4 separate regions of the Mus musculus genome follow, and all the other regions are linked to region 1. Evidence: chromatin loops called from intact Hi-C (ENCODE). Cell type or tissue: left cerebral cortex. All regions are shown on one strand. Links, peaks and the distances in the headings refer to the core of each region. The heading gives the core; the rest is flanking DNA.

Region 1 (7,706 bases), core at 2,251-6,250:
GTTCAACTTCCTCTTTTCTCCTAAGAGATAGGAACCACCCAGCAAGTATGGGATTCCTGGAATCCAATGAGGCATCCACAGAACTTTAAAACTCTAGCCAATGATTTTCATTTACTCTGAAAACTCCCGCCCACTCTCCAAGGTCCATATACACCCCTGGTTCACCTCGAATGGAGTGTGTGTATACACGCTCACCCTGCATATAGGTATGCACACACGCTGAGACTGTTTAAGGGAGTCCTTTCATGGAAGACCATCAGAGAAGGCCTTCTCTTAAAGGACCTGTAACACTAAGATATTCGGAGAAGTCTTCCCCTGACTCCCACCAGCCGGACTCAGATCCTGCAGAACACCGTCCGTTCCAGACTCTGCTTCACCCTTTCAGCCCACTCAGTGTGCAGCAGCATCTGGATACCCTGAGATGGAGGAGGCAGAGGATAGAGAACCACAGCTGGACCCTAGCCAGCATACCATGGCTGGCCCCCAGAACATGGGACACAACCAGTTAACGCATACTGAAGGGACCCAACTGGACAAGACAGACTCCATCTTGTAACTAGCCCTCCATTTTATACACTAGGTCCTGTCCTCAGGTTAAACTCTAATTACTGGGAAAACATAAACTGTTCCAGGAAGGAACCACCCCAGACAGGCCACCAGCAGGAAAATACCTAACGTTCCAGAAGCTATAGAAAGATATAGATAGATTACTTTAGCCAACTGAAATCATTGTTAGCCAATTATGTGCCTGCCAAGTTGATAAGTCCCTCATCCTACTGTAACCACAATAAAAAGGCTGAACCTTAGGTGCTGGGGTCTTCTGCGTTACCTAGCTGTGTCAGAGGGCCTGAAGGTCCAAGCTCGAGCATACAAATTCGACTCCTGGTGGTCTTTGGGGACCCTTAGATCAGGGCATAACATCTGTAGGCTTGTCCAGGATCTTCAAGCACCACTCCCCAGGACCCCTGAACTGTTGAGTCAAAACCCAGCCAGTGAGTGTCCGAATGTTTGTCCTCTGTCTTGGTGTCTCAGCATTCCACCCTTAATGCAAGCTGCAAGCAGTCCAGGCAGATGCACTGGACAACCCTGGGCCACCGGACTTGGGAGATGTCCCAGACCTGCATATAGGGAATTGGATCCCCCGAGTATACTTGAAGAGACAAAGCTGGTCACTCCAAAAGCGCACAGTGAGACCATCTTCTCCCCCCCCCCTTTTTTTTTACCTGATTCCCAGGAGTATTGAGTGCCTTCTTGCCTGTTGTCCTTCTGTTTGCTCTCTGTCTGACTTATTTCTTTGTGGCTGATGTTATGGGACAGACTAAGATCAGTCCTTTAACTTTGTTCTTAGACCATTTCAAGGACTCTAAAATTAGGGTTAGAGTCTAGGTTTAGACTTCTTTTTGCAGGAATGAATGGCCAACCTTCAACAGGTGGCTAGCCCCTAGCCCACAATTTTTAGGACCAAGGACATCATCTCTGGACAACCGAGACACCCAAACTACATCACCAGATTTACATCTGGTAGGATCTGGTCCAGGCCCCACCAAAATGGCTCAAGCTGCTGCTGCTGTCACAGAAGCCAAGCACTGCTGTACCCTGGAAAACAGTGAGAAATGAAAAACTGAAACTAACCCTATGGCCCATCTTTATCTTGTCTTAACACTGACACTGAAGAGGACTTCGTCTTCTCACCCCTGCCTTACTGACCCCCATTAGGGGATCACCAAAGGTCTCACCCTGAGGCCCCAGGAGGGGCTCAAGGACCCTCCTTGGTGAGCCCAATGACAGCTGCCTCCACTGCCTGCGGCTGAGTCCACAGTTCTCCCCTTGAGGGCAATAAGCCCACAAGACGATGAGGGGAACCAACTGATGCAATACTGGCCCTTCAACACTAGTGATCTATATAACTAGAAACTTCAGAACCCTAAATTCTCAAAGAAACCAGCTGCTTTAGTTGACTTATTAGATTCTGTCATTTTTACCCACCAACCCACCTGGGATGACTGTCAACTACTCTTACAGATCCTCTTCACTGTCCCGGAGCAAGAGAGGATTTTAAATAAGGCCCAGATATTGGTTCTTGGAGCAATTGGGACTCCTACTACTAGCCAGGCTCTGCTTGATGTAGGCTATCCCTTGACCAGACGAGACTGGAATTTTAACTCCGAGGAAGGTAAGGGAGAGGCTTTGGATCTTCCTCTAGACTCTAACGGGAGTCTCAGAGTGCTGCACACTGACCTAGGTACATAATTTGGCCTAGGTACATAATGTGCAAAAGGAAAGGATAGAATCACCTGCAGCCTTTCTAGAAAGGAGTGTGGAGACCTATCGTACCTATACACCCCCAGATCCAGAGGCACCAAAGAAGAAATCAGTAGTCATTATGGCCTTTGTGAATCAGGCTGCCCTTGATATCAGGTGCAAATTGCAGAGAATAGACAGACCAGAGGACAAGAGTTAGCAGGAATTGCTGGTGGAAAGTGTACAACAACAGAGAAACACTTGAGAAGAAACAGTTACGAGCCGTGACCACCACCAGGGAGCCACAAACTCAAAACTTGGCCATGATACTTCTGGCCACAGCAGCAGATTCCTTCGCCGAGAAAAAAACCACCAACTGCGCCATCTCGTGGCTGGCAAATGAAGAGAGGAAGCCAAGGCTCCAAGAGAACTGTAAGGAGATGGGACTTTGGGTCAAAGACTGCCAGAAGATACCTCCAAAGAGATATCTTGTAGGTCTTCGAGTTGGAAGAATTTAGTGACTAGAGGGGACGAGGTTCAGACCCCTCCTCTCCGAACCCAGAGTAACCCTTAAAGTGGAGGGAAAACTCATTAATTTCTTAGGAGACACAGGGATACAATATTTAGTCCTAATCCAATCCCATGGCAAATTGTCCTCAAAGAAATCCCATGTATAAGGGGCCACTGGTATGAATCAATATACATGGACTACTCGAAGAACAGTTCATCTCAGAATGGGGCAGTAGCCCACTCCTTCATAATCATACCAGACTACCCCTACCCCTTCCCGGGGAAAGAGTTGCTGATCAAGATAGGAGCCCAGATCTCCTTTGATCAAAGAGCCACCCCTGTCACAGATCCCAGAGGGCACCTCATTCGCATACTCACCCTGTCTCTAGAAGATAAATACAGATTTTACAAAGACCAAGCTCTCTCCCAAATGAGATCTCAGTTTGGTTGACCAAATCCCCCTTGACTTGGGCAGAAACTGGAGGAATAGGGTTGGCGGCCCATAGGGCTGCCATTTGGATTGAACTGAAACCAGGGGCAACTCCTGTCCAAATAAGACACTATCCAATGCCCCAAGAAGCCAAAGCGGGTATCATATCCCACATCAGAAGGTTCAGGGACTTGGCAAACTAGTACCCATGGAATACGCCCCTCCTTCCCATCAAGAAGCCCAACTACAATGACTATAGACGAGTTCAGGACCTCAGAGAAGTAAAGAGTAGAGTAATGAACATAGAGCCTACAGTACCAAACCCATATACCCTCCTGAATTTGTCATAACCTTCCAAGAGTGGGTATACAATATTGGACCTCAAAGATGCTTTCTTTAGCCTGCCCTTAGCCCCCCTAGAGCCAGCCTCTGTTTGTCTTTGAGTGGCATGACCCCCAAAAAAGGATTCAATGGACAAATAACATGGGGCAGACTTCCACAAGGATCCAACCATCTTTGAGGAGGCTCTGAGTCAGTATAGGCAGAAACATCCCAGTATCACCCTCTTGTAATATGTAGTTGACCTCTTGGTGGCAGCAGAGACCATGAAAGAATGTCAACGGAGTACTGAGGCCCTGTTAATGGCACTGGGGAAATTAGGCTATGGGGCATCCGCAAATCTGCCAATAAGAGGCAACATACTTGGGATACATCCTAAAAGGGAGCCTAAAAGATAGCTTCTATGGCTATCGGAGGTCCAAAAAGAGATCATTTTGAAGACCTCCACCCATCACAAAATGGAAGGTCAGAGATTTCTTGTGGTTGGCAGGGTTCTGCCACTTTTGGGTCCCTAATTTTGCATAATTGGCGAAGCCCCTCTACGAGGCCATCAAGGAAAAGGAGGCCTTCCAATGGACAGAGTCCAGAAAAGCACTTTCAATAGATTCAAAAAGACCTTATTAACGACTCCCACACTAGGGCTACCTGACATTACCAAGCCCTTCCAGCTATGTATAGCTAAAGGCAAAGACATGGCTAAAGGCAAAGACATAGCTCGCTCAAACGTTAGGCCCCAGAATACTTTTCAAAGATATTAGACCTTCTGGCCTCTGGATGGCTTTCTTGTTTGAAAACTATCACCTGCACAGCCTTTCTAGTCAAGGACATGGATAAATTGACTCTGGGGCAAGAACTCTACATTACCACTCCCCATCCATTGAAGGGGTTCTCAACCCCCAGATTGATGGATAAGCAATGCATGCATGACTCACGAAAGCCTGCTGCTACCCCACACCCTGCCCTGCCCTGTGTATCCATTTTCTACCAAGTGCTGCCCTGAGCCCAGCCTCTCTGTTACCAGACTCAGATTTGGAGACTCCACTACGTGATTATGCAGGGATACCAAGCCAGGTGCACAGACTCAGGAAACACCTATGGAACCGGCTGCTGCCGAATGTAGAAGCTACTTGGTTCAAGCAGCTTTGTGTGTGACTGGACAAAAGTATATGGGGGGCAGCAGTGTTAGAAGACTCAGAAACTGTATGGGCATCTGTCCTGCCACCCGGCACTTCGGCACAACAAGCTGAACTTATAGCTCTACCAGAAACCCTCAAATTGGAAAAAGGCAAAAGACTCAACATTTATACAGATAGCCTGTATGTTCATGGGGCCAAGAAAGAGGATTCCTGACAGCCGAAGGAAAGATTATTAAAAACACACAGGAGATGCTAAACCTGTTAGAGACTCTTTGTTTAAAAAAAAAATGATTATTACATACCAACCAGGCCAGCATGAAGGAACTATGCCTGAGGCAAAGGGTAATCAATCCCAGGGCAGATTTGGCAGCCAAGGCAGCAGCTCCTATAGCAGCTTTGACTTTCCAACTGCCTGACCCAGGAGCTCCAGTCCTACCAGATAAGCCTCAATACTCTATGTTATCTCTACTCACAAACTGCCTATGTCCCATAAGCCGGATGGCTGGTGGCTCATCGGAGACTGTAAAATAATCTTGCCCAGCAATTTGGCAGCCAGTCTGCTCTAACACATACACCGGACAACCCTGTTGGGTTCCAAACTGAGGACCTGATAAGAAAGGTGGACCTAAAGAGCCTCACCCTCAGGTCCCCGACTGAGCAGCCTGCTTCCAAATGCTTGAGTTGCAAGCTCACTAATGCAGATAACGAGCCAAAGGGTAAAGGCTCCGACGGCAGGGTGCCAAACCTGGTGCCCGCTGGGAAATGGACTTTACCGAGTTAAGACCAGGGAAATATGATTACAGGTACCTGCTAGTGCTTGTAGACACCTTTCCAGGATGGACTGAGGCCTACCCCACCAGGCATGAAATGACACAGATAGTGATCAAGAAGATACTACAGGAGGTGCTTCCCAGGTATAGAATGCCAGCCCTCCTAAGCTCTGACAAGGGACCTGCCCTCACAGTTCAGGTAACACAGAGGATGGCTAAAGCCATTGGAGAAAATTGGAAACAACATTGTACTTACAGGCCCCAAAGCTCAGGACAAGTAGAGAGGGTGAATAGAACTCTAAAAGAGACCCTTACTAAATTAACCATAGAGACTGGCAGGGACTGGGTGGGTCTCCTCCCCTTTGCCTTTAATAGGGTTCAAAACACATCCTATACATTGGGTTTATGAAACCATGTTTGGAAGGGCCCCCTCCCATTTTACCTAACCTAAAATCTGAAGTCTTAGCTGAAATTGATGATCACCATTTACTTGACTCTCTTGAACATCTAGCCCACACCTGAAAAAAGCGATGGCCTCACACGAAGCCCATTTATGAGGCTGCGCCAACTCCGACTCCCCACCACTATTGCCCTTGGAGACTGGATCTTCCCGAGAAGGCACCGAAAGGAAACCCTAAAGCCCTTGCTGGAAAGGACCCAACATCGTGGCCCTAACAACACACTACCCTCAAGGTTGACAGGATTGCTACCTGGATACATCCCATGCTTGTCTATGTCACATCCAGACTCAGGGAACGTCTCCACGAGATGTCCTTCAGAGACTAAGGAAACCCACTAACACTCACGTTCCAGCACTTCTAAGCCTCCTGACATGTGCTGTCTGCATCTTGCTTTCAGGAGTTGCTGGCTCATTCTCTGGTTCTTGCCCTCACCAGCCCTGGAACCTAACCTGGACTCTTCTGGTGACATTGTCCACCAGCAGATCAAGACTGCACCCCTCTGTACCTGGCTCCCCAACCTCCACTTCCGACCTGGCTAACCTACATGGCTCTCTTGGGCTGATGGATTTCTCAGCACACATCTCTTCTATGTTTGCCTGGGGTACAAAAACCATAAGACCTGGCAGTGACAATGTGGGGGAGCTGAATCCTTCTGCTCTTCCTGGGATTGTGAGTATGGAACACATTTGGTGGGATCCGTCTATCAAAATGGACTTCAACTGAGTAAGCTGAAAGTCTGATGACCAAATCAGCCACGGACACTGGGCAGTGCAACCCTGTCCTCATTAGGTTTGCAGACTTGGGGGAAGAGGCTAACAGATGGGAATTAGGAAAACCTGGGGGCTCTGAATTTATGACAAAGATAGACTGGGAAATGGCAGCCCCTTTACTACCAAACTAGATAAGAAATACCTACACAACCTGCACCTATAGGCCTAGGTCTTGGCCTCTGCCGCCCAAACAATCCTATCCACTGACACCACCACACGACATGGACAAATCCATGTCCGAACCTCCCCACAGAGAGTCCCTGGCCCATTACATCTCAAAGCCACCTGCCAATGGCTCAATCAGTCTTACACAGATCTTACTGAGGACTGTTGGCTATGCTTGGATGCCAATTCTCTATATTATGATGGGCTAGCCCTTAACTCCTCTATAACAGAACATTATCCGGAACCTCAGCAATGCAGATGGCAGCGAGAGGGTCCCAGCTGGACTTCTTTGCAGTCGCTCTCGAGACAAAGGCTCTGTATAGGTATTTCTGTGTGCCACCTATGTAACACCACAGTAACTTGGATAGGTTCAGGGTACTTGGGTCCTCCTGAGAGCATGGGGTGGGCATGCTCTACTGGTCTAATTCCATGCATTCACCCTGGAGTCTTAAATGCCTCCCCTGATTTCTGTGACCTGGTACAAAACATCCCAGGGATAATGTATCATTCAGGAGAAGATGTCCTTAATCATCTCACTCCTGGGTCTCATGTATGATGCAAAAGGGAACCCATAGCTGCCATTGTCCCGTCCACCCTCTTAGGTATAGGTATTGCAGGGGCCATAGGCACTGGAACCTCTGCTCTGGTATTGCAAGGTGCTCATTACAGGTTGTTGAGGCTGGCTATCGACAGGGATGCTGAGAGACTTGAAAAATCAATGTCTGCCTTAGAAAAATCACTCTCTTCCCTGGCTGAAGTTGTGTTGCAGAACAGGAGAGGATTAGATCTATTGTTCTTACAGTGAGGTAGACTTTGTGTCACATTAGGAGAATGCTGTGTCTGTGCAGACCAGACTGGCAGAGTTAAGGAAAATACAGCAGAAC
Region 2 (7,706 bases), core at 2,179-6,178, 860 kb after region 1:
TCTCTGTCTCTCTCTCTCTGTCTCTCCCTCTCTTGCTTTTTGAAACAGAGTTTCATGTAGCCCAGACTAAACTTTAACTCCCTGTGCAGCTGAAGGTAGCCTTGAACATCCTGATTTCACTCCCCAGGAGCTATGCTTACAGACCTGCACAGCCGCAGGGGACTATTCCTAGTTTCTCTCCTGGTCACTGTCTCCTTCCACAGTGTGTCTCCATCCTTCTCCCGTTTTGTCTTGGCCTTTCTTCAGAGGGTATTCTGAATATTTGGAAATAAGTTACTTTTCCTACTGTAATCTATTTCTGTTCTTCTTTCATTATTATCCCCAAAATAAATAAAAACAAACTTGCATTTTATAATTATCATATAGCATTATATATTGCATTATGTGTTAATTAATTAATTGACATTTAAAGGTCTTTGCTAGGTGTGTGTGTATCAGTGTGTGTGTGTGTGTGTGTGTGTGTGTGTGTGTGTGTGTGTGTGTATGTGTGTGTGTGCCAAAGTATAAGTGTACAAAAAGTGCAGAGGTCAGGACAATCCATGGGTATCTAGTTTCTCTCTCTCTCTCTCTCTCTCTCTCTCTCTCACACACACACACACACACACACACACACACACACCTCTCCAGGTCTCACTATATAACCCTGGCTGACCTGGAATTTGCTATGTTGACCAGGCTGGCCTTGAACTCAGGTGCCTGCCTCTGCCACCTGAGTGTTGCAAATAAAGGCATGTGTCACCCCTACTAATAACCCCATATTAACATCCCATCCAACCTTCATCCTCTGTTCGACCTTGTGGGCCCTGAGGAGTAAATGCAGGTTATCAGATAGCTCAGCAGCTTGGCATCGAGAGCTTTACCTGCTGAGCTGTCTCAGAGGCCCATACTGTACTTATTGACTGAATTGGTGAGCGTATTCCGACTTCAGTCTCAATTCTAATATTAGGCTTGCATGAGGGACGGCGAGGTGGTTCTGAAGGCCGAGGGACTTGTTGCTCAAGCCTGACAACCCAAGTTCAATGCCACGAACTCAAGTAGAAGGAAGGAACCAACTCTTGAATGTTGTCCTCTGATGTCCACATCTGCAAACCCCATACACACAACAATAAATTAAAAAACAAAGTAGTTCCCATACTCAATCTCTTTAACGTGATAGAGAGATACAGTAGTGAGGATTCATTCTATCAACGAGTCCCAGCTGCCGTGTTCTAAAGTCTTAATACTTAGTGAAAATTATAAAGGAGACTGGATGTGATAGTCTGTGCTTTTAATCTCAGCACTCAGGAGGCAGAGGCAGACAGAACTCTATAGTTTGAGGCCAGCCTGGTCTACATTTCAAACCAACCAAAGGCTACACAGTGAGACCATCTCAAAAAAAAAAAAAAAGTCATAAAGAGAATCCTTTTCTGAGAGAGACAGAGACAGAGACAGAGAGAGAGAGAGAGAGAGAGAGAGAGACTCTGAAAATATGATTAGAGAAATTTTCAACTCCCTGCTGCATGCACTCTCTAGAAAGGATTAAGGCAGCAGGGCCTGCCTCTAGTCAGTGTATAGTCAGCATAGATACTTGGAAGCAGATGGTGATGTTAAGGCTAATGTAGACTCCACAGCCAGATCAGAGGTATAACAGACTTTTCAACCAGTTCCTCAGGAGGCTGAGGCAAGAGGATTCTAAGTTCAAGGCCGGCCTGCACAATTTAGTAAGACCCTGGCCCAGAATAAACCATGCAAAGAGAGCAGGGGCTCCCATTCAGTAGTAGAATGCTCTCCCAGCAAGCACAAGCACGCAGTTCTAAGTCCAACTGTGACCTTCTTTTTTTTTTTTTTTTTTTTTTTTAAAGATTTATTTATTATATGTAAGTACACTGAAGCTGTCTTCAGACACTCCAGAAGAGGGCGCCAGATCTCGTTACGGATGGTTGTGAGCCACCATGTGGTTGCTGGGATTTGAACTCCTGACCTTCGGAAGAGCAGTCGGGTGCTCTTACCCACTGAGCCATCTCACCAGCCCCAACTGTGACCTTCTTAAAGAATAAAATAAAAGCCAGAGGAAGCTACCAGTTTCCCCTCTCATGGTCTCCTGGGACACAGGAGGTCAGAAGAAGCTTGGCTGGTCTCCCAGATACAAATAATAAACAGTTCTGCAAGGTGTCCACACATGATGGACAGCTAATTACATTTCCTTTCCCTCCCTCATCTGGGCTTTTAAGGGTCAGATAGTACTTGATTTTATTCTCTGTTTGGCCAATCTTAATTAAAAAAAAATTTTTTTTAAAATCACATTTCTTTGAATGGTTTGGACATATTCTCTTTCTTCATTCCAGGCATTTCCTTGAAGTAATTTCCTGTTTTATTATCAGGAATGTAAAATGTGGGCTGGGGATAAAGAAAGATTTATCTGGGTTTAGGAAGATCTCTTGTGTCTTAGTTTCTGTTGTTGTGATAAAATATTCTAGCTGAAGCCCTGGAAGAGAGAGAGGATTTATTTTGCCTTACAGACCCTGAGGGCAAAGTCTATCCACACTGCGCCAACTTGTCACATTGTATCAGTAGCCATCCAGCAGTGCAAAAAAACAGGCAGTGGGGACTGGAGGGAGGGATGGCTCAGCAGTTAAGAGCACTGGCGGTTCTTCCAGAGGACCGGGGTTCAATTCCTAGCTTACATCCAGTTCCAGGGGATCTGACACCCTCACTCACATACAGGATCCAAACAGGCAGAACACCAATGTGGATGAAATAAATAATCAAACAGTTTTTAAAAAGAACAGGAAGTGTGCCTGAGCTCTCAGACCTTGAGGCCTGGCCCCAGGATGCATTTCTCTCATCTACAAACAGTGTTGCAGTTTTCCCAAAGTGTACCCCCAGCTGAAGACTAAGCATTCAAACTCAAGCCCTGCAGGGAACATTTCATATTCAAACATCATTTTGTAACGGAATGGAAAGAAAATGATATGCTTTCCTTCATTTTGCCTGTATATTTATTTTTTCTAACTTTTTGTTTCCACATGCATGCCCAGTGGCCCGGAAGCCAGAAGGAGGCATTGTATCTCCTGAAACTGAATTCACAAAAGGCTTGTGAGTTACAGTTGGGGTACTGGGAACTGAGTCCTGGTCCTCTGGAAGAGCAGCCAGTGCTTGCAAGTACTAAACCATCCCTCCAGACCCTCTTTTATTTATTTTATTTTTTCTGGGTGGGTGTTTTGCCAGTGTGTATGTCTGTGCATGAGTTGTGTACCTGGTGAAGGCCAGAACAGGATGTTGGATCTTCTGAAACTCGGCTGCAGATGGTTATGTGCGACCTACCACATGGGTGGTAGAAACTGAACTTGAGTTCTCTGCCAAAGGAAAAAGTATCCTTAATTTCTGAGCCATCTCTCTAGATCCTCCTATACCACTACAACCCTCCTATACGTGTGCATGTACACACACACACACACACACACACACACACACATGCATGAACAATTTTTTAAAAGCACTAACTCTAGGAGGTGGAGACATGGCTCAGTACTTAACGGCAGTGGCTGCTTTTCCAGGCGACTTGGTCTTAATTCCCTGCACCCACACAGCAGGACATAACTGTCTATAACTCCAGTTCCAGGAGATCGGGCAACCTCTTCCGGCTTCCTTGGGCACCAGACATGCATGTAGTGCATAGACACACGCCTGCAAGCCAAATGCCTATACACACAAAAAAGCAAACCAGTAAACTTTAAAAACCAAAACAAGGCCCGTTTTACTGATGGTGGATCACTGACTTCCAGCCCTGCCTTTTGGCCCCCAGAGGCCAAAACACCTCAGAACACCTCCTCAGAACACCTGGGTGTTGCTGTTGCGCTTTGAACATGAAGTGTCCTGACAGGCTCACAGGGTAGGGTAGGGCAGGGCAGTGAGGGCAGAGCCATCTCCTGAAGGTAAGAGGATGGCCCTGGAGGAAACCAATCTGGAGTCCAAGCCCACGGTTCTCACGGGAATTAATGCCGCTGAGGTGGCGTGGGGTTATCTGCGTGTCTCCCGCAGTCCGACAGGACAGCGTCGTAGAAGAAATCCTGTGTCACTCCATGCATCTCCCCGCCCCCCATCAACTTTACTGGAGCGTATTTTAAGTTCATATAGGTCACTCACGTCAGTTGCACGATTCAATGACTTTTATACATCTGTGTTCACAGTTTCACACATGCAGCCATCGCTGTAAACCGGTTTTAGAACATTTTCATCTCTCAGTAAGATCCCTCAAGAGCGCGTACCATGAACTCCAGTTTCTGAGCCTCTGGCCCTTCCAGCCACCTTTCGGTTTTAAGCCGCAACAGTTTCGTTGTCTCTGGATATTTCACGTAAACAAAAAGCACACACTCTGTGATCTCTTATATCCACCTCTTTCGTGGGTCAGCTTGAAGCATTATGTTAGAAGGGAATGTGTAGGCACGATAAATGAACTTCATTTGAAAATGATCTTTCATGATAAGAAGCAGAGAACTTCTGCACAACGTTAATATTACAAAGGAGTCTAACAACGCTGGTTACCGCACACCGGGCAAGTCTCTCGAATACATCTCAAGTTTCTGTTGTTCCTCGCTTCCCTCTAGTGGCCGAGACTAAATTGCTAAAATAGATTCTTAACGTTCTTATCTTAAAAACAAAAGGTAGGCAAGTTAATAGTTTGATTGACTCTTTCTACTAAGTAATCATATTTAAAAACACACCCCACATCCCACGTATTTGTATACACAAATATTATTTTCCAATTAAAAAGTAAACAGTTTTATTTATCTGTGTTTTTTGAGACAGGGTTTCTCTGTGCAGCCCTGACTGTCCTAACACTGACTCTGTAGACCAGGCTGGCCTTAAACTCACAGAGATCCACCTGCCTCTGCCTCCCGAGTGCTGGGATTAAAAGCATGCTACACCACACATCTTAGGGTTTTACTGCTGTGAACAGACACCATGATGAAGGCAAATCTTATAAGGATAACATTTAATTAGGGCTGGCTTATAGGTTCAGAGATTCATTATCATCAAGGTGGGATTGTGGCAGCATCCAGGCAGACATGGGACTGGAGGAACTGAGAGTTCTACCGCTTGTTCCAAAGGCAGGTTTAAAAATATATGTATGTGCCATGCGTGGTGGCACACACCTTTAATCCCAGCACTTGGGAGGCAGAGGCAGGCAAATTTCTGAGTTCCAAGGCCAGCCTGGTCTACAGAGTGAGTTCCAGGTAAGCCAGGGCTATACAGAGAAACTCTGTCTCAAACAAAACAAAACAACCCAAAAACAAAAACAAAACAAACAAACAAACAAACAAAAAACTTTGTTTGCTCGTCAGACTGCTCCTGAAAGGAAAGTGTCACATTGGTGTTTGCATGTAAAAGATATTCCTTTTCTGGTGTTTGGAGCTCTTTTATAAAGCAGGGTTCTTGGGAACTATAATCTGTTTTTGTAATCCCTCTACCACCGAAATCAACAAGCATCTCTGTGCAAAGGGAGTTAATGCAGGGGCAGGGACTCCAGGAGGGATGCTAAATTTCTTGTGTAAGGAGCAAGAGAGATGGCTCAGTGGTTAAGAGCACTGACTGCTCTTCCGGAGGTCCTGAGTTCCAGTCCCAGCAACCACATGGTGGCTGGCGACCATCTGTAATGGGATCCCATGCCCTACTTCTAGTGTGTCTGAGGAGAATGACTCACAGGCATAAAATAAATCTCAAAACAATTTTCTTGTTTAAATCTTAGCTATGCTGGTTTAGTTCTGGGGCTTGGGGTAAATCACTCATCGAGCAATGATGATCACAGAAGCCGTCTGCCTGGTTGTCCTATTTGTTCCGGGTTTTGTTTTGCTGTGCTTTCCTTTTTTTTTTGGAAATAAGATATTATGTATCAAGCTGGCCTCAGACACTATATATGTGAGGAAGACAACAAACTTCTGATTCTCCGTTTTCCTCATCCTGAGTGCTAAGAGCCACTGCCCCCTGGCTTATGTGATGATGGGGCTCAAACTCAGGGCTTCCTGCAGGCTTCTCAAGCACTCAAATCCTATCCAACACACACACACACACAAAACACAAACACACGCAAACACACACACAACACACACATGTGCGCGCACACACACACGCAGAACAACACACAACACACACGCAAACACACACACACAACACACACACACACAACACACACACAAAACACACATACACACAACACACTACATATTCACTACAAAACATACATAAATCTCTTTGAGGAACAAAGAAAGCTAAATGCAGATCACACTTGACTTTCTCAAAACTTGTAGAGTCATACATATAAATACTACAGATTAGTGAGAAAAAGAAACAACGATAAGAGTCTGGGGAGTGATCCGGTACCAGAAAAGCCTCTATCGACCCAGAGGGGTCACCAGGCTAGTCAGCGCCTGCTCCCAGGCTTCTGGGCAGATAGCAGGTTATGCGTTTCTTCCTTGGAAGGGACAACCTCGTGTGCCTAACGTTCTTGCTCTCCCCGCCCCCCACCATGCTTATCTCTGTGCAGATTTATGCAAGAGCGTATTTATCTCAGGGTTGCTTATGCATGCTCAAGTTACAATGAGAACAGTATTCTAAAGAGAACTACTGGCCGGGCGTGGTGGCTCAGGCCTTTAATTCCAGCACTCGGGAGGCAGAGGCAGGCGGATCTCTGAGTTCAAGGCCAGCCTGGTCTACAAAGTGAGTTCCAGGACAGCCAGAGCTATACAAAGAAACCCTGTCTAAAAACAAAACAAACAAACAAAAAACCTTACTGTGCACTGGAAATGTAGTATAATAATGATGATGGTGGTAATAAGTAAATAGCCAAGCCAAATAGCCTTGCCTTTAATCCCAGCACCCGGGAGGCAGGGGCAAACTAACGTCTAGGACTACAAGGCCGGGCTAATCTACATAGTGAGTTCAAGGACAGTCAAAGCTATATAGCGAGACTATCTCAAACCAACCAACCAACCAACCAACCAACCAACCAACCAAAACAAATGCTTCTAGGGCCTGGGGAAATGATTCAGCATCTAAGAGCATCGGGTTTGTTTCCCAGGACCCACAGTCCATGATTTCAAGTTGAGATGAACTAATGCCCTCTTCTGGCCATCACAGGCACTGCATGCACTTGATACACAGACACAAGCAGGCAAAAGACTCACACATTTAAAATAAAAATAAAACTTTAAAAATTCGCTATATACACCTAACCCACCCACCTCACAGTTTGTCAACACAGCATGCTCAGAGCATCAGTCATGCTGCCTGAGAGCTGCCATCCAGCGGAATGAAGAAGCACCGTCACATACCCCTAGCCCACTGCTACTGTTTGGATGCCGACCACCCTGAAGGCCCATGTACTATAAAACTAAAGGCTTTGTCTCTAACTTGATGCTTCTTAGAAGCTTTAAGAAGTGGGAGCTGAGCAGGGGGGGGGGGTGTCTTTTGGTTAGTTTGCGCTCTTGAAGGGGATAGTGAAACCAGGCCACCTACTCCTCGTTTTTCTTCCCATCATGTCTTGCTCTGCCATGCTTCCCTTGCCACGATGTGCTGTATTGCTGTGAGTCCAAAGCATCAGACCAATTGCCTAGGGAATGATGCTGCCCACAGTGGGCTGGACCCTCCCACATCATTTAACAATCAAGACAATCCCTTATAGACATTCCCACCTGCCAGTCTGACCTGGACGGTCCTTCAATTGAGAC
Region 3 (7,706 bases), core at 2,177-6,176, 770 kb after region 1:
CCTGGAGCTACTTCACCAGCCTGAGTGCTGAAGACAAGGTCTCTGTATCAGGCCATCCGGCCAGCACCCCAGGAATCCTCTCACCTCTATGGCCAGCACCCCAGGAATCCTCTCACCTCTATGGCCAGCATCCCAGGGATCCTCTAATCTCTAACTCCCAAAGGCTGAAATTCTAAGTGAGCCTGAGTTCTATGTAGGTGCAGGGGCATGAACTCAGGTGCTCAGGCTTGCTTGGCAAGACTTTACCAAGATAGCCAATTTCCCCAGCTCCATGGAAGGCAATTCTTAATTAAGTTTTGCTAATTTACTCATTTTAGCTACAGAACTTTACATAGTTCAATTTATCCATTCCTATTTAGACATTCTTGTGTTACTGGATTGGGGGTGGGGGTGGGATTTGGTTTTGTTTTGTTTGTGTAGCCCTGGTTGTTCATTCTGTAGATCAGGCTGGCCTTGAACTCAAAGATTGTTGGAATTAAAAGCATTCAATATAACCGCCCAGCAACACTCTTGTATTTTATACAAATATAATTTGTAAAAGTTAAAATTTGTAGGGTATCAAGGAAAGAATTATAAACTGCTTCCTTAAATATTGGCCTAGTGAGCCATAGCAGGCGATAATGACGAGGAATAATGAAAATAGCAATACTGACAAGAATAACCTTGTTTACTCTACATTGGGCTACAGTGGGAAAAAAAAGTTAAAAGTTATATCTAAATGTTTGACCTAGAAATTTTTAGTACAGTGTCTGAGACATGAGTCAGTCTGTAACCTGATTCTAACTTACCTGCAGGCTGCTGCAACAACTCCATTATACTGCTGTGGTATGAAACCTTTAGAGTTTGTGCTGTTACTTGGCAATTGAGTCACAGGATCAAAGAAAATAATCTTACTAATTCTGGACCTTCTGTGAAGGCAGATCGAAAATGGAGACCTCCAGGTGTACCATGGTGAGGAATAATATAAACTCTAGAGAGGCAAGAAATAGTTTCAATCCTGCTTCTTTTTTAATAAACACTAACCAGCAGAAAACATCCCAGATACAACTGAGGCTGAGTGACAAAATTATCTACCTTTTAATAACTATAAATACCAGCTAGATTTTGGAGTCTTACCCAGAATGTTTGGTCAACACCCTCAGCAGGTAAATTTACTTGACGACTTTGGAACCTGTCAATCCTTTTACCAACGTTGGCTCTACTGCCAAAGTTCCTGGCACAATTCTCATAATAGGGATTCATTTATTTACAAGTAAATGCAATCTCGTAGTGAAAACAGTCAAATTCAGCTGTTTTTACAAGTACTGGATTGGTATTTAAAAGCCCAAGTATTTGTCCCTGTCCATTTAAAAGCGCTGTTGTCTAGGGGAAATTCAAAGTTGTTTCAATGACATAAAACTAACAGGTTGGCTTTTTCTTTGTTCTCTACTGGTGTCTCAGTACAGTAAACATGACTTATTGTGGATGGTAAACCAATCAGAAAGCTTAACAGTTAAAGTGATGTACAGGTGAACAGAAGACACGCATCATTAGTTGAAATCAACTCATGAGATCCAGAACACACTTTCAAAATCATGTTTATAGAGTTTTCCTGGGATTTGAATACAGGATCAGGGCTGAGTTTACAGTTTCAAGCACAACTGTGGACTAGAGCGGATGGCTGTGAATGACTCTCACTATGATGCTGAGAAGCTAAACAATCCTGCATACTAAGACTATAGATGTTAGGCTATTAAATAAAGAAAGGTCTAGGGATGTAGTATGCCTGTCACCAATGTCCTTAATATTCTTTGAAGAATTAGAAAACGAGTGGCATCCTTTGTAGTAAGTCAGTCCCACTAGGCATGGCAGTACCTAGGAAGTGCCTGCTTCAAGATGAGCTCATTCAATGCCAACCAGTATCACAACAATGGAAAAAATGAGAGATGGTACTTCCACCACCTGTATCCTACAAAGACACAACCATTTCTGATGAGCTATATAAGAGCAAAGATTAATGTGGAAAACATACTGATAAAGTCAATAAATATGATTATCTGTAGTATGCTGACATGATTATACAAGGCCAACAGATAGGACCAAGAAGATGACTCTTCTATAACCATAGCTAAGGTTTAGGAAATTTGAGTTTATGGATGACCTAAGTTCACAGTTATTGGTACCTCCTACATTCTGTGGGGGCAATTATAGTCGCACAAACCTCAACACGAGTTTGAATATCTATTACGCATCGCTCTTATCCTTGTCTAAGATTGCATAGGTTTACTACGTGGGTGAAGGCACTTGCCACAAGCCTGATGTTTTGAGTTCAAATCCTGGGACTCATACATGGGAGAAGAGAACGGACTACTGCAAAGTGTCTTGGACCTCCAAGTTTACACACAATGAAAAGAATTTTTAAAAATTAAAAATGGACTTACAGCCGGGCATGGTGGTGCACACCTTTAATTCCAGCACTGAGGGGCAGAGGCGAATGAATCTCTCTGTGAGTTTGAGACCAGCCTGTGAGTTCCAGGACAGCCAGGGCCATGCACAGAAACTGTCTGGGGGTTCAGGGTGGGGAAGACTTACAAGAATTTAAGCCAACACATTAGTCATGTAACTTTGTTAAGACATTTCACTCACAAAAATTCTAGCAAACAGAAAATGTTCAATGGACTGTTTAAAACTACAAAACAGACTGTTTTAAACTATAAAAACAAAAACAAGTGAAGCAGTTGGCTTATTCTTAGGTCCTTTTTAATGAATTTCTGAACAAGTGCTGAATACATGTTCCTAAATATGTCTATTGATCTCAGTTTTTAAAAACTAAGTTAAGGAAGGTAAGAATTATCAGTATCTGGTACTCCAGAGCCCAGGTGAATAGTCTCGTCACCATCTGCCTGAAGAGGTGACTTGATCATTTGGAAAGGTAACAGAGCAGCATAGGATTGGTTACTTGAGGGTAGAGCTCCTAAGAAGAGCCCGTTTGAAAGAACAATGTAGCCGTGTGTCCTGAAAAATCTGCAATTACAAAGTAAACAAGTGTTAAATTCACTCAGGACCAAACAGTGGAAAACCAGAGACAGCAGAGTCCCTGTGTCAGTGATGTACAGGTGAACAGAAGACACGCATCATTAGTTGAAATCAACTCATGAGATCCAGAACACACTTTCAAAATCATGTCATTCCTAAGTGAGAAGAAAGTTTGTCCTTAGGAAGGCCAGACCATCTTTACAATGAGACTACCAACATGTAGAAATAAGCCAACTGCATGAAATACAGGTTCTTAAAGTACAGACCAAGGCCTCACTTATGGGCAAGTGAAGTGTCTCCCAGGTGAAGGTGCCTTGCAGCTTGACTCTTGAAGCACTTGTAAAGGCTGGGTAAAGGTGGGAGGTGAGATATGATCTAGTTAAGTTGTCCTGACTTACACACAATGCACTCCCCACACATAGCACGTGTGTGCACACATAAGTTTTTTAAAGTCTTCATAGATAGGCATGGTACATGTGTTTAATCGCAGCACTCAGGAGGGAAAGGAAGGCTGACCTCTGTGTTGGAGGCCAGCAGGGGCTACACAGACCTCAGAATAGTTTGTTGCACTGGTAGTAACAGCCTTAAGTTTTCTATAAGCCTTTAAACAAAGGCTGTCATCTGGTTTTGGTAAATAAAACAGAGGTTATAACATCAGTAAATTCTAATTTATACCATACCAAACTTTTTCCTAAGCTATTCTTTCTTCTAGCTCTTATCCCAAGATGATGTTGCTGGAGGACCCACTGCATACACAAATAGCCGACTCCTGACTCCCACAGGCTTCGTCCCTGCTTTGCCTTTGCAGGGCAGCCCTCAAGTCCATCTCCCAAGTGCTGGGATTATATGCATGCACTCTCACACTCAGCACCCTTAGTTTTTTTGTGTGTGTTTTAAAAAATATTATGGGTATATCTTCACGGAAGTAGGCTCATTTTACTACATTTAGTAGAGAGTATATATACAAGACACCCTTTGTTAAGTAAAGCCTTCTTCAGAGCCTCCTACACACCACAGACTTTCCACAACCAGCTTATAGCTGCAGAAGGGAAAAGTGAAACTTGATAACCTTTTCCAAAAGCTTTTTATTGCTACAAGTTGTTCAATTTTCAACCAGCAGAAACTGAAACCATTTCTGCTTCCTATGGCGCAACACAGCCATTTCATGGGTTTGTGTCTTAGACTTAACAATGGGTTCAGCAAAGCTTAGACAACAGCAAAACGGTAGTAAGAATCCTTAAATGTAAGAACCAGGAGCACGATGCAGATAGGAAGACTCCTCCCATCAGGAAGGTCGACCTGCAGAATCCAAGGACAGTAATTATCTAAAATAACAAATGCCTAGCATTTTCAGTATTTCCCTTTTAGCTTTCCCCAAACAGATGCTATGCCCGGCAACAGAAAGTCTTACCAATTGATTAGAAAGGATGTGAGTTTGTCACAACACTCCATGGTTTTCTGAGCTCTTCATACATTCACAGCTTTCACTTCACAGCTGAGAGTAGTAGAGCATGCGGTACAATCACGGTGAAAAAACAGGGCCTCGTACGACCCAGAAAGCTTTCCAGCAACATCGGCACTACTTTTAGTCATGCTATTAGAGATCATTTTATTGTGCATAATAAATACAGGAAAAAATGGTGAAAATGTATGACTCACCTATCTAATTAAAGCTAAGTAAACTAAGCTCGTCAGATTGTAACTTTCAATGAGACATGACAGTAAGTGACTATGAAGAAAACAGAAGGCTCTTCACTTTCCTACATGAATACAGGCCGAGGGACCCTTCTTAGTAAAAGGGTTGATAACACCAGTTCTTAGCAATAAACATAAGGCACTTGTTTAGATTACAACATCACACTGCATTTTTCCAACTTGTTTATCTAACCCTGTTTTCCCCCACAGTATCACTGATAATTAACTGAATATCAACGGGGTAAATGTGAAATGATCCAGTTGAAATAAATATATACTCAGAGTAAAGTACAATGTTTTAGGTGAACCCAGTCAAGGTCCTGTGACACCAGACAATGTATCCACTGTCAAATAAACCTGAAAGAAAATAAAGATTTATTCAATAGTTCCAGTAAATTGGTTGGAATACAATATACATGACAGGAGTCTGACTCCTCTCGGGTGGCATCGGAATCGGAGTTCTGAGTACTTCTGAGTATTCATTCTAAGACAATCTACATCATTTAAACATTGTCAAGACAAACAGACAGATTTCATGGTGATATACAGTAGAATTTAAACAAATACACACGCGCGCGCGCGCGCGCACACACACACACACACACACACACCCCTACTATATGGCTGGTGCCTCCTCCAACACTGAATTAGTAGCGGACATACCACTAGTGTTTTTTCCAAACAACAGGAACCTTAGTTGCCACTCATAGGAGAAAAATTCGTAAAGTCTGCTCACTTTTTTTTGCCATCTGTTAAGATGTTCCTGAGACAGGGCCTGTGTAAGCACTGAAGTTCAGACTGGAAGTATCTTTGCATCACTAACCTGCTAGACTGGGATGTGGAATGCAGATCATGTACTATGAAATAAAAGGATCTGATCTTCTGAAAATTCCCTTTAGTGTATGTACTATGTATAACTAAAATACTACAAAAGTTCTATTTTATATACACTTAATTCATTGAACTTAATTGCTCAGACCTTGCAAACATAAAGAAATATTAAGCCTGAGGCTCGTTCTCAGTGTACAGGTTTGACTTGTTTAAGGCTCGGTTTCCCAATCCAAATGGTCATGTTTACTTTTCCTTTCTGATTTGAATTACATTCACAGGATCTGCCACCATCCTAGCCTCAGTGAAATCTGAACAAAGGAGCAGCATTCTGCTTAGTTCTGGAACTTTCCTGACACCACCACTTAGCCGGCTCTAAAAGCTCCCCTCTATACTAGCCCTACAGTGTGTTTCATTGCCTCTGGCTTGCAACCTCTGTTTCCACCTGTGCATTTCACAGAAGCCCAACTCAGGTTAGTGGAAATATTCACACAACTGTTTTTCAAAACAATTTATTGCATATTTGGTACCTTATGTTTGACAACAAAAAAAAAAAGAAATTACATTTGTAACTGCAGGAAAAAGAAGCTGGTCTGTTATTGAAAAAAAAATCTTGGGCCCTTTAAAAATTACAAAGTCTTGGGCTTGCCTGAAACAACTGAGCGAGAAATATATTCTTAGAAATGAAGGGCTTCAAGTATTACAAACCTGTGACACTGTGGAAAAGTTCCAGAGGTATCTAAACTGCAGCACTTTTCTGCATATCGTGAACAAGGCCTGCTGAGGTTTTAGCTATTAGTCTCTTCATCAGTCATAGAATGGTAGTCAGGAGTTCTGCTCTGTAACTTCAAGCCATGGTAGAGTTTTCTTTTTTCACTCTCAGGTGAAAAATTCATGCTTGCTAATTAGTTGGTGCCACATCACAGTGCATTTGGTTCTTGCATTACAGTTTTAACAAGTTTGGCCAAAACAATGCTAAAGGTTTGCATTGTTATTTTAGTTCTTCAAGTTTTAGTTAAATTGAGATTGTTCCAACTGGTTCCTTCGGTTAAAAACTGTGGTACAAGAACACCAAACTGATCATGTACAGTGAATTTTGGAAACACAACACACGTACTGAACACCTTCTAGGTTTCACTTAATCCGCTTGGTAGCTATGTGTCCCAGTCTCTACAACGTCAAGCATGTGTTGTAGACGGCTCTGTACACAGTGATTCACATTGCATACTTCCTATGGTCAATCACCAACCCCGTAACAGAATCAGGCAGATGCTAAAGCCCCAACAACTCTTTGTGCTCAGTGAAAGAATCCAGTGCTAAAACAGCATTTATTTATGCTGTCTGAGATATAGCAAAATCTCACAAGACAAATTTAAAGTAATATTTCTGCCACACACCTGCTATGTTAGCTGTTATAGCCTCCAGATTTTATATAAATTAGTTAAAAACATGGGAAGGGAAGGTAGGAATAGGATACGGATTTTTTTTTTCTTTTAAACCCCTCAATTTTAGCAGCTTTTAATTTTTTAAGAAACTGAACCTATATCCTGTAATGTTAGATATTTTATATATAGTTTTCAGCAGGATAAAAAACGTAAGACTATTTGAAGGCAAGAACATTTACTCCTCTCATTCTGTGTAAGTAAGAGCAATGCAGCAGGTGCGTGACAAAAATATTATACACTAGATATGGTCCAAAGTCATTCCATTTGCTTGTTTAATGATGTTCAGATTTCATTGGCCAGTTCTTCCGTTTCTGCAGAACTATCTCCGTTCACTGTGATCTTCATATCCTCTTCGTATCCAGGAGGCATGAAAGCCAAAGCATAAGGGAAAAGCTTATGACAACTTGCTCTGTAGGCTTCGGCAGCTTCTTTACAGTCTCCTAGGCTACCATCACACAAGGCTTCCAACACCTCCATGCAAGTCTAAAGAACAGAAAGGCTCATGTCACAACACAAGGCAGAAAACAGGTTCAACATCAACCATTTCCAAAACAAGAAAGAAACTCATAAAGAAGCTCATAAATTTCATTATGATGGTCTTCAAGGCACAGTTCAACCATTTCTTCATACATGGAGGGTAAATGCCAAAAAGAAAGAGACAAGAATATGAATATTTGATGATACACATAATGTATTTTAAAAAGTACTCTTTTTTAAAAAGTA
Region 4 (7,706 bases), core at 2,449-6,448, 540 kb after region 1:
GGTCCAAGCACCGATGAGAAAAACTGGTATTTTTTGTTGTATTTTTATGCCCAAGAAAGTCCTTGGAAGCCTGACCTTTCCCTTGGTTGCTCTCTCACAGCTTCACAGAGTCCCGCCTACTTTAACTCTTTCCTTAATATTACAGGGGGCCCCACCAGACCCTCAGAGAAGCAGTCTGTTGGTACAGACATCTTCCCCCACACTCCAGATTGACTCAGGCTAGAATTCATCATGCGGAGTCAGCTGAATTCCACAAACATGCAGCTTGTTGCAACTGTGCTTCTAACTATGCTGGATGCTAGGGGTAAAGCACACAAACCTCTGTCCTCAAGGATCAAAGCACGCTGCCAGGAATGAGCCACTAAGAGAAAAAACTGCCAGTAAATTGTAACTTGTATTTAAGCATTTGGAAAGGTAGAACTTTCCGTGTCCCCATCTTACAGAGTTAGACTTGGTAGGATGTACTGTCAGACATATACCATGATCGAGAGCATGAAAATATGTTTGTGCGTGCTAAGGAAAGGAGAGGTGTGTGTGAATGCAATTATAAAATGAATGATGGTTATCTTGGAGTGCTATAAACAAGTGTTGCTTCTTTCTTTTTCCGACTTTCCTACGTTGCTTTTAAAACTTATGTGATTGAGTAGCTAAAAGCAAGAAAGCCAACAGCGTGCCTATTTTAAAGATTTTGTTTTTAATCACATATATATGCACGAGTCTGTCATGTGCGTGCAGGTGCCTGTGGTGACCAGAAGAGGGCGCCAGATCATGTCTCTGGAGTTGCTAGTGGTTGTAAGCAGCCTGGTGTGGGTGTAGGAACTGAATGTGTATCCTCTGCAAAAGTGGTACTCACTGTCAGGAACAAGCTAACTCTCTAGCCCAGCATGCATGTTTTCAGTACAGCCATCCCTCAGAATCTGGGGCGTGAGTATAGAACAAGCATCCCAACACAGCAAAGATGCTCATGTCTTTTATCTGAGCTATCATGGGATATACATAGGACCTACACAAACCTCCCATCTACTTTGAATCATCTCTAAACCACTTGTAATACCTTAAAAATGCTATCTAAATAGTCGTTAGTATTGTATTGTTTAGAGAAAAATGACAAGAGAAAAGTCTGGATGCAATTTGTTTCAGACATTTTCAATATGTGGATGAAAAACTTGTGGCTGCAACTTTTTGCTATCTTCGGTGTCTAAGTAGACATCATCTATCTGCTCATCGAAAATCTAAGGGGACCCAAAAACAAGTTTAAAGTCCTGGTCTCTTTTCCATAGAGCCAAGCTAGAAGGACAACACTTGTTCTACCCTGGAGATGTACTACACAATCAGGATCTGGGGAGATGGCTCAATGGATAAAATGCTTGCAAAGCAAGCCTGAGAACCCAAGTTCCATCCTCAGGGCAGAGACAGGAGGCCCTTGCTGCTCAGTCTGTCTACCAAACCCATGAGTTCCAGGCTCAGTGAGAAACCTAGCTCAAAGAATAATGTAGAGAACAAAAGAGTGAGACAGGCCACATCAACCTTTGTCTCCCTCTCTTTCTGTCTTCTGTCTGTTTCTCTGTATATGTGTGTCTCTCTGAGTGTGTGTCTGTCTCTCTGAGAGAGAGAGAGAGGGAGAGAGAGAGGGAGAGAGAGAGGGAGAGAGAGAGATCACTCCAGCAATAACAGTAATAACCTGAAGATGCTTTTATGCCATCAGAGGGTGTCAATCATGGTCCCATAGAGTCGCTGAGTTCCTAGTCGGGATCCTGAGTCCCATAAGGAGAAGAGCCTGTCTTGGTAATAGAACTGGCCTTTAGTTACTACTGTTTGAGTGAAACACTTCCTAAATTGTTAGTGACAGCCTTAAAACCCAACTGTTTGGGGGATATAATCACACAAACAATAGGAGGGTCTCGCTTTGTAGTCCAGGCTAGCCCAAAACTCTCTCTGCCTCCTAAGGCTGTGCCAATGTACCCCACTGAAAACAAGCTTTTCAGTGCAGCCTTCTCAAATCATCTACAAAGTGGATGGGTTTGGGAGACTGTTGGGGCTCTGGTGGGAGTTTGTTGTAAGCTGCTTCCCAACCGCACAGTGAACAACAACAAAATGTGTTGAAAAAGGACGTTTGTACAGGATTGCCACCATCCACAGGCCATGCTTCTGCCCTGACACTTGGCAGACTTCAGAGGGAACTCAGATTTTAATTTACTTTCTTTCATCTTCCTCTTACAGTTGGATGGCCTAGTCTCCTGCCCTTTAAAAAAAAAAAAGTCAAAGTTGATAGCACAGAGACACCTTGATTTCGAGTCTCAGAAAAAGTTGGTTTTTGTTGTTGTTCACATTTAGTTTCATTCTTTGATTTCTTTTCGATTCTAACAGTTTCTACCCTTTTATTCTGTGTTCCTTCTTTCCCCGCTTCCTATCACTTGCTCTTTATTCCGGCGTGTTCCTGGGCGGTCTGCTCAATTGAGACCAGATGTCTGTTTTGATAGAAAAAGTTCAAATCCCAAAGATGCTGCGCCAGCTGTGGGACAATCAGACAAGTTCCCTAGCCTCTCAGAGACTTGCGCTTTCTAATCAACGAAATGAGTTTGATTACATAGGTAAAGGCACCTAGCAGAGTTTTTGCCTATGCCTAGTTCCTCATATGAGTCTGTTATCTTCTAGTGTGGCCCTGTGGTCTCCTCTTTATTTAAAGAACCCTTTCCAGCCAGAGGGGATATTTGTCAATCCATAGCGTTCTATCATGCTACCCTAGGGAAATTCGGGGCATACTTGATGCTCTCCCTTAGCAAGGAACCCCCAACTCCCACTCCCCTCCCCCAAGCCTCATCCCTTGGTCTTGGCTACCTTTCAGCTTCTAGAGATCAGTTGCAAGTGGAATACCATCCTTCTAGAAAGAGTTATAGCCCCAAGTTCTCTTGAGAATTCTTAGTCTTCGTGACAAATATCACTGAGCCAGCCTAACAGCCCTGAGCAGGGAGGGGGGAGTTTGATTCTCAATGCCGCAGATTTCACACTCGAGCCAGAGCAAGCCTGCACCAGGCTTGATTTTGAAAATGCAAGTTTGCAATCAAATCAGGGCCAGGCTGCAATCAGCCAGGATTACTCGCTCCAGTAATTCTCAAACTCCTACAGGATCTCCCATCACCTGGAGAACTTGGTCTGATTCCGTAGGCCTGGTGGAGTTGGGGAATCTGAATTTCTGCCATGCTCCCAGAGAATGCTAATGTAAGGTGAGCCTGGACCAGGCTCGAAGCCGCTGGATGGACTCATGGCCATGGCTGTACACAGATTGCTCTTATGGAATGAGGAGGCAGTTTTCACATCTTCTTAGCCTTTTTCATCTTCCAAAGTGTCCATTGTCACTGACCACTTTTTAAACAGGATTTTCAAGGGACTCTGGATGGAGACAAGATGGCCTGCCCCGTGCCTCTGGGAGTCACAGCAGGGGTCCTTTGGTGATGGATTCACCCTGCCTGCTGCTCAAATGTAAAACTTGCCTTTGTAGACAGCCTCTAGCCTTCTACTGTATATGAAGTCTTTTGATACTTACAATTTAGTCAAAAATTCATTTGGCCTGAGACTGCTTGGATTTTTTTTCCCTATTACTTGACCCAGTTTTGTGTGTGTGTGTGTGTGTGTGTGTGTGTGTGTGAGAGAGAGAGAGAGAGAGAGAGAGAGAGAGAGAGAGAGAGAGATTTGTTTTCTAGGTAGCCTTTCTGTTTGCTTATTGATTTACTCCAACTCTTTCTTACCCACAACAGCCCTATCTATATACATGCCCTTTCCTCTGTGGTCTCCAGGCTTCAGGAACACGCGCAGTAGTGGCACTGGGCAATATGCCCACCCCCAGAGCGTCAGACTGAGTTTCTCAGGGGCCCCAGGGCACCCACCCTGCTCCTGAGCTCCTGGTCTTTGTTAGGATCTCCAAGCAGTGAGGCGCTCTCTGGTTAGCCTGGAGCTCCCGGCCCCACTCCTGCGCGCTTTGCCCGAGCCCCCTGAGGACTTGTAAGCAGATAGGCTGGAGTTGAAGAGGCTAAATTACGCCTCAGGGGACTTTTTAACGAAAACCCTAAATTTCATTTGGGCGACTGGTAGGCCACGCGGTTGTAGAGTGAGCGGAGGTCCCTTCTCCCTGCACAGGCTTTGTGCCTCTCTGGCTCCCTCCAACAGCGAGGTGCCCCCCTGGATCTGGCTGCCACTGCCCCCCTTCATCTCCTCCTGCTCCCCATCCTTCGGTTTTCTTCCATATCCTCTTCCTGCCCCCCCCACCCGCACCCCTCACCCCACCCTGCCAAGTCCCTCTTCCCTCTGGCTGGAGAAAAGTCGGTAATAAGAAACCAGTTTGGTGTCAGAGAGTGGGGAAGGGAGAGACCTCCACCCCTTAAGATGCACCGCCATGGTGAGAGAACTCATTTTGTGCAAAGAGGGCCTCGAGCCACCAGGGAATTCCTGGATTGTCTCAGGCTGTCGTGTGTGATGTCCATCACGCCGTGCGAACACCATCTGCTCCGTATTATGCTCGCAGTTGCCAGGCTACCTGCTGTACGCAGGAACACTTGACTGCCTGGCTCCACGTCCGCAGCGGCGGCCCGGGCGGGGCGGGGGACCCAGCCCTGATTAAGCCATCTGCGTTGGTGGGGGGACGGAGGGTGGGGGGAACTCAGCGCGAGGCCTGGAGTGCGGTCCCGGGCTCACACCACCCTCTGCTGGGCTACCGGCAGAACGACAGCTGCTCAAGAGGGTCCCTTCGGGGCCACCTAGAAAAGGATGAAGCTCAGGGTCTGCTGGATCCAAGTACATAGGATGTCGTATCCTGTCCCTCCCAGGAACCAATGATCTTTCATACCCGCCGCATCTCTGGCCCCTATCACCCACATGCTGCATGTTCCTGGGGGTAAAAAAAAAAATCCCTTCAGAGAAAGCCAGTTTCCCCACAAGTGGGTTTATAAATAAACAGCTGGCTGTTCTCGGAAGATATTTTTATCGCCTCTGATTTTTGAAGTCGGAAACTGCCTCTTTGGGGGAGGCTAGAGTGTTGTTTACACCCGCCTACCTTGCTCTAGCCGTTGGAAAATTGTTAAGCTCTCGTCCCTGGAGCGGAAGGTGAATGTGCAAGACAGGTTCTTTGGTTTTGATCTCTCTCTCTCTCTCTCTCTCTCTCTCTCGCTCGCTCGCTCCCTTCCCTTATTTTACTGAAAAGTGAGAGTGTTTGGAGAGCCTGGAAGATCTGCGTGGCAAATTGGATTCAAGGAGAGGAGAATGTATTAAGATTCTGGGTGGAAAGCAAGGGGAGGTCGCTGGGCTGGGAGTGGAGAACAAACCAGTAATTAAAACTAAAAATACTGCATCATTTGGCTCCAAGGCATTACATGTCGCATGACGAAAGCTCACTCTGGCTTTCTCTAATTGCACAACCCAGTGTGTGTCCTCCACAGAAACACGAGCAGGGACTTGGAATCCTAGAGTTTGACAGACTATTTCTCATTAAGCCCTCTTAGATTCGAGGTTAAAAGAGCCCTGCGACATAAACAGCTGCCCGCACCAGCTTCGTTTGTAAAGCCAGTCATGGTGGGCTTTCACACTTTGGCACACACCTGTGCACTTGCTGGGGAGCCCCTAAAGATGCTGTGTTTGACAGGCAACACTGCAGCCATTTTGGGTCATGTAGTCAGCATTGAGAACCTTAACTTTGGGGACAGGACCATTTGGGGAATGAAAACCCCAGAGGTAATGGCTTGACTGTGTCCACAGGGACAAAATGTGGCTGGGTGTATGAACATCGTCACCTCGATTGCCACTCTTATTTTTCCCAGGGAAGAGAAGGCTATGAACACAGCCCTTCGCTCCTGGCTACATTCCTCCGCTATGCAGAGAGGTCACATGGGGCAATAAAATCTCAAAGTGCATGGAGAGAAACAGGGCCAGAAAGAACAGCTCTTTTCAAAAACAAGCTAAAGAAAATGGTGCCTTTCCTTGGATCTCATTTTCCCTTCAAATCTCTCTTCATCAAAACTGGGAAATATTAAACAGACTGAAATGCATGAGAGAAAAACTATTATCTGTCCTTCTGCTGGCTGGCTAGCTCTAGCATGAAGTGTTAAGTTGACCAGCCATTTGTCTCTCAAGGTGAGAAACAGCTTGATCCTGTAGGAAGGAGGGGCTTAGAAACATGTAGCAAGCAGAACTAGAAGATAAGGGAAGTCTCTTGTGTACCTAGATACCTGCAGCCATAAAGGTCCTTTTTTAACATTAAGAATATTTCATAGCTCTCCACCTGATTTCAGAGGACTCACATAAGTAAAAGCCTTTACTGTGGACTGTGGAGATGGCTCCACAGTTAAGAATGCAAATTCCTCCCTCTCGGACCAGAGTTCTGTTCCCAGCCTCTGTGCCAGGAGGCTCACGACTACTTGGAACTCCAGCTCTTCTAACCTCAGCTGCACATAGGAGTGCGCGCGTGCGTGCACGCGCACACACACACACACACACACACACACACACACACACAAAATTTAGCCAGCACTTACACCAAAAAAAACATGACTCATATTTAGACTACAGGCCATTCAGATATGTGTGCTTGGCACTGCCGACTTAGAGTTCAGGGAAGTAAGTAGAAATTATACTGAAGTCGACTCAGCGTCAGTACCCTGATTCTCCTAGGAACCATCCTGTTGTGACCTGAACAACTTCCCATACTAACCATAACTCCCTCAGCTGTTGTTTCTGGGGCCATAGAAACGATAGGCTTTGTTTTGCTTCTCCAGTTCTGTTTGGGTGCAGGGAGGTAGAGTGAGTAGGCAGGCAGCATTAGGTGGAACTTCACAAGAAAGAACCGCCTGCCTGGGTCAGCACCAGGCATAAGAGAGAAGCTAGAGGCCAATAAGACCAGGTTTATGAGGAATCGGCCCCAAACTGGCTCTAGAGAGGCAGACAGAATCTCATTTCTGTATTTTGAGAAAAAATTGCCTGTGCAAACAACCACATCTGTATCAAAGCTGTAGCCACTCAGAGGCAAGGATGTATTAAAAATCCAGCTTGGGTTATAATTTAAAACAATAGTAGATGTTTTATATTATTGTTCTTCTTGTTAGGCCTGGTGAGGATGCCTCACGGTACTGCTGTGCCTGTCCTCCTGCGAGTGCCAGTTAAGTCCTGCCTCTGTGCTCAGGTCGGAAGGAAGGACCGTTTCCAAGGGATATTCAGACAGCATTTGCTGTCACTGCTTTGTTGATAGAAGTTTCTAGAAACTGTCTTTTGTGTCTACACACCTTCTGTGCCCATTAGCGTTTTCCCTTGGTAGCCTCCACTGTCCAGCTGCATAGACGTCCCTTCTGAGGGCATTCTCCCAGATAGCCCTTGGGTTCTGTGGGATCAGCTATTTAGCACATTCCCTCTATTCCCTGGGGGATTTGGGGGGGAGGTCAGTCCTTATAAGTTGCTGTCAACTCTCTGACAAATAATTATAGAACCAAGAGTCCCAATCCAGTCCCTGGTGCTGAAATTATCCCAGACACATGAGATGCAATTCTATTTTAAAAGAGATTAGGAGATTACATAGTTTTTAAAAATGTATTATATCTCATTTCATATATATAACGTACTCTGATCATATTTCCTTACCGTTACCTTCTTGTGCCCTCCCCCCTCCGGCTGAACCCCTTGGTCCTCTCAAGAAGTCCCTGTCTTGAGATTATGTAGCTTTGGTCAGA

The links. Hi-C counts contacts between places; a loop is a spot of excess contacts. Peaks named below come from ENCODE experiments on the same cell type or tissue, not always from the same donor. Only the 100,000 strongest peaks of a DNase experiment are listed, where the experiment ranks them.
Region 2: a loop joins it to region 1, with 10 times the contacts of the local background. A loop is called at or near these places in 5 of 42 quality-filtered maps.
Region 3: it touches region 1 in a loop (6-fold over the local background); 17 of 42 quality-filtered maps call a loop at or near these places.
Region 4: a loop joins it to region 1, with 5 times the contacts of the local background. A loop is called at or near these places in 17 of 42 quality-filtered maps.

What each region holds. Positions count from the first base shown.
Region 1 is chr3:52,238,733-52,246,438 of GRCm38, reverse strand. The region is part of intron 1 of Gm30125 (a long non-coding RNA gene); the gene reads right to left. Among named protein-coding and RNA genes, the nearest start is that of Gm30125, 5.1 kb to the right of the region's middle. In left cerebral cortex, for the core only: CTCF peaks have their summits at 2,651 (motif pointing left) and 3,773 (motif pointing right); DNase peaks (open chromatin) are centred at 2,628 and 3,770.
Region 2 is chr3:51,374,870-51,382,575 of GRCm38, reverse strand. Gm5103 (a long non-coding RNA gene) reads right to left here and starts at 4,530. Exons shown (of 5, transcript XR_867251.1): 1 at 4,126-4,530; 2 at 3,484-3,681; 3 at 3,236-3,335; 4 at 861-1,082. In left cerebral cortex, for the core only: a CTCF peak has its summit at 4,590 (motif pointing left); a DNase peak (open chromatin) is centred at 4,561.
Region 3 is chr3:51,472,360-51,480,065 of GRCm38, reverse strand. Naa15 (N(alpha)-acetyltransferase 15, NatA auxiliary subunit) reads right to left here. Exons shown (of 20, transcript NM_053089.3): 20 at 4,081-7,466. The coding sequence ends at 7,266. Among named protein-coding and RNA genes, the nearest start is that of Rab33b, 7.8 kb to the left of the region's middle. In left cerebral cortex, for the core only: no CTCF peak of the experiment used is centred there; DNase peaks (open chromatin) are centred at 4,146 and 4,474.
Region 4 is chr3:51,698,471-51,706,176 of GRCm38, reverse strand. All of the region lies in intron 2 of Maml3 (mastermind like transcriptional coactivator 3), which reads left to right. Among named protein-coding and RNA genes, the nearest start is that of Gm46803, 5.4 kb to the left of the region's middle. In left cerebral cortex, for the core only: a CTCF peak has its summit at 4,716 (motif pointing left); DNase peaks (open chromatin) are centred at 4,016, 4,632, 4,958, 5,287 and 1 more place; H3K4me3 peaks cover 1,294 bases; H3K27ac peaks cover 1,713 bases.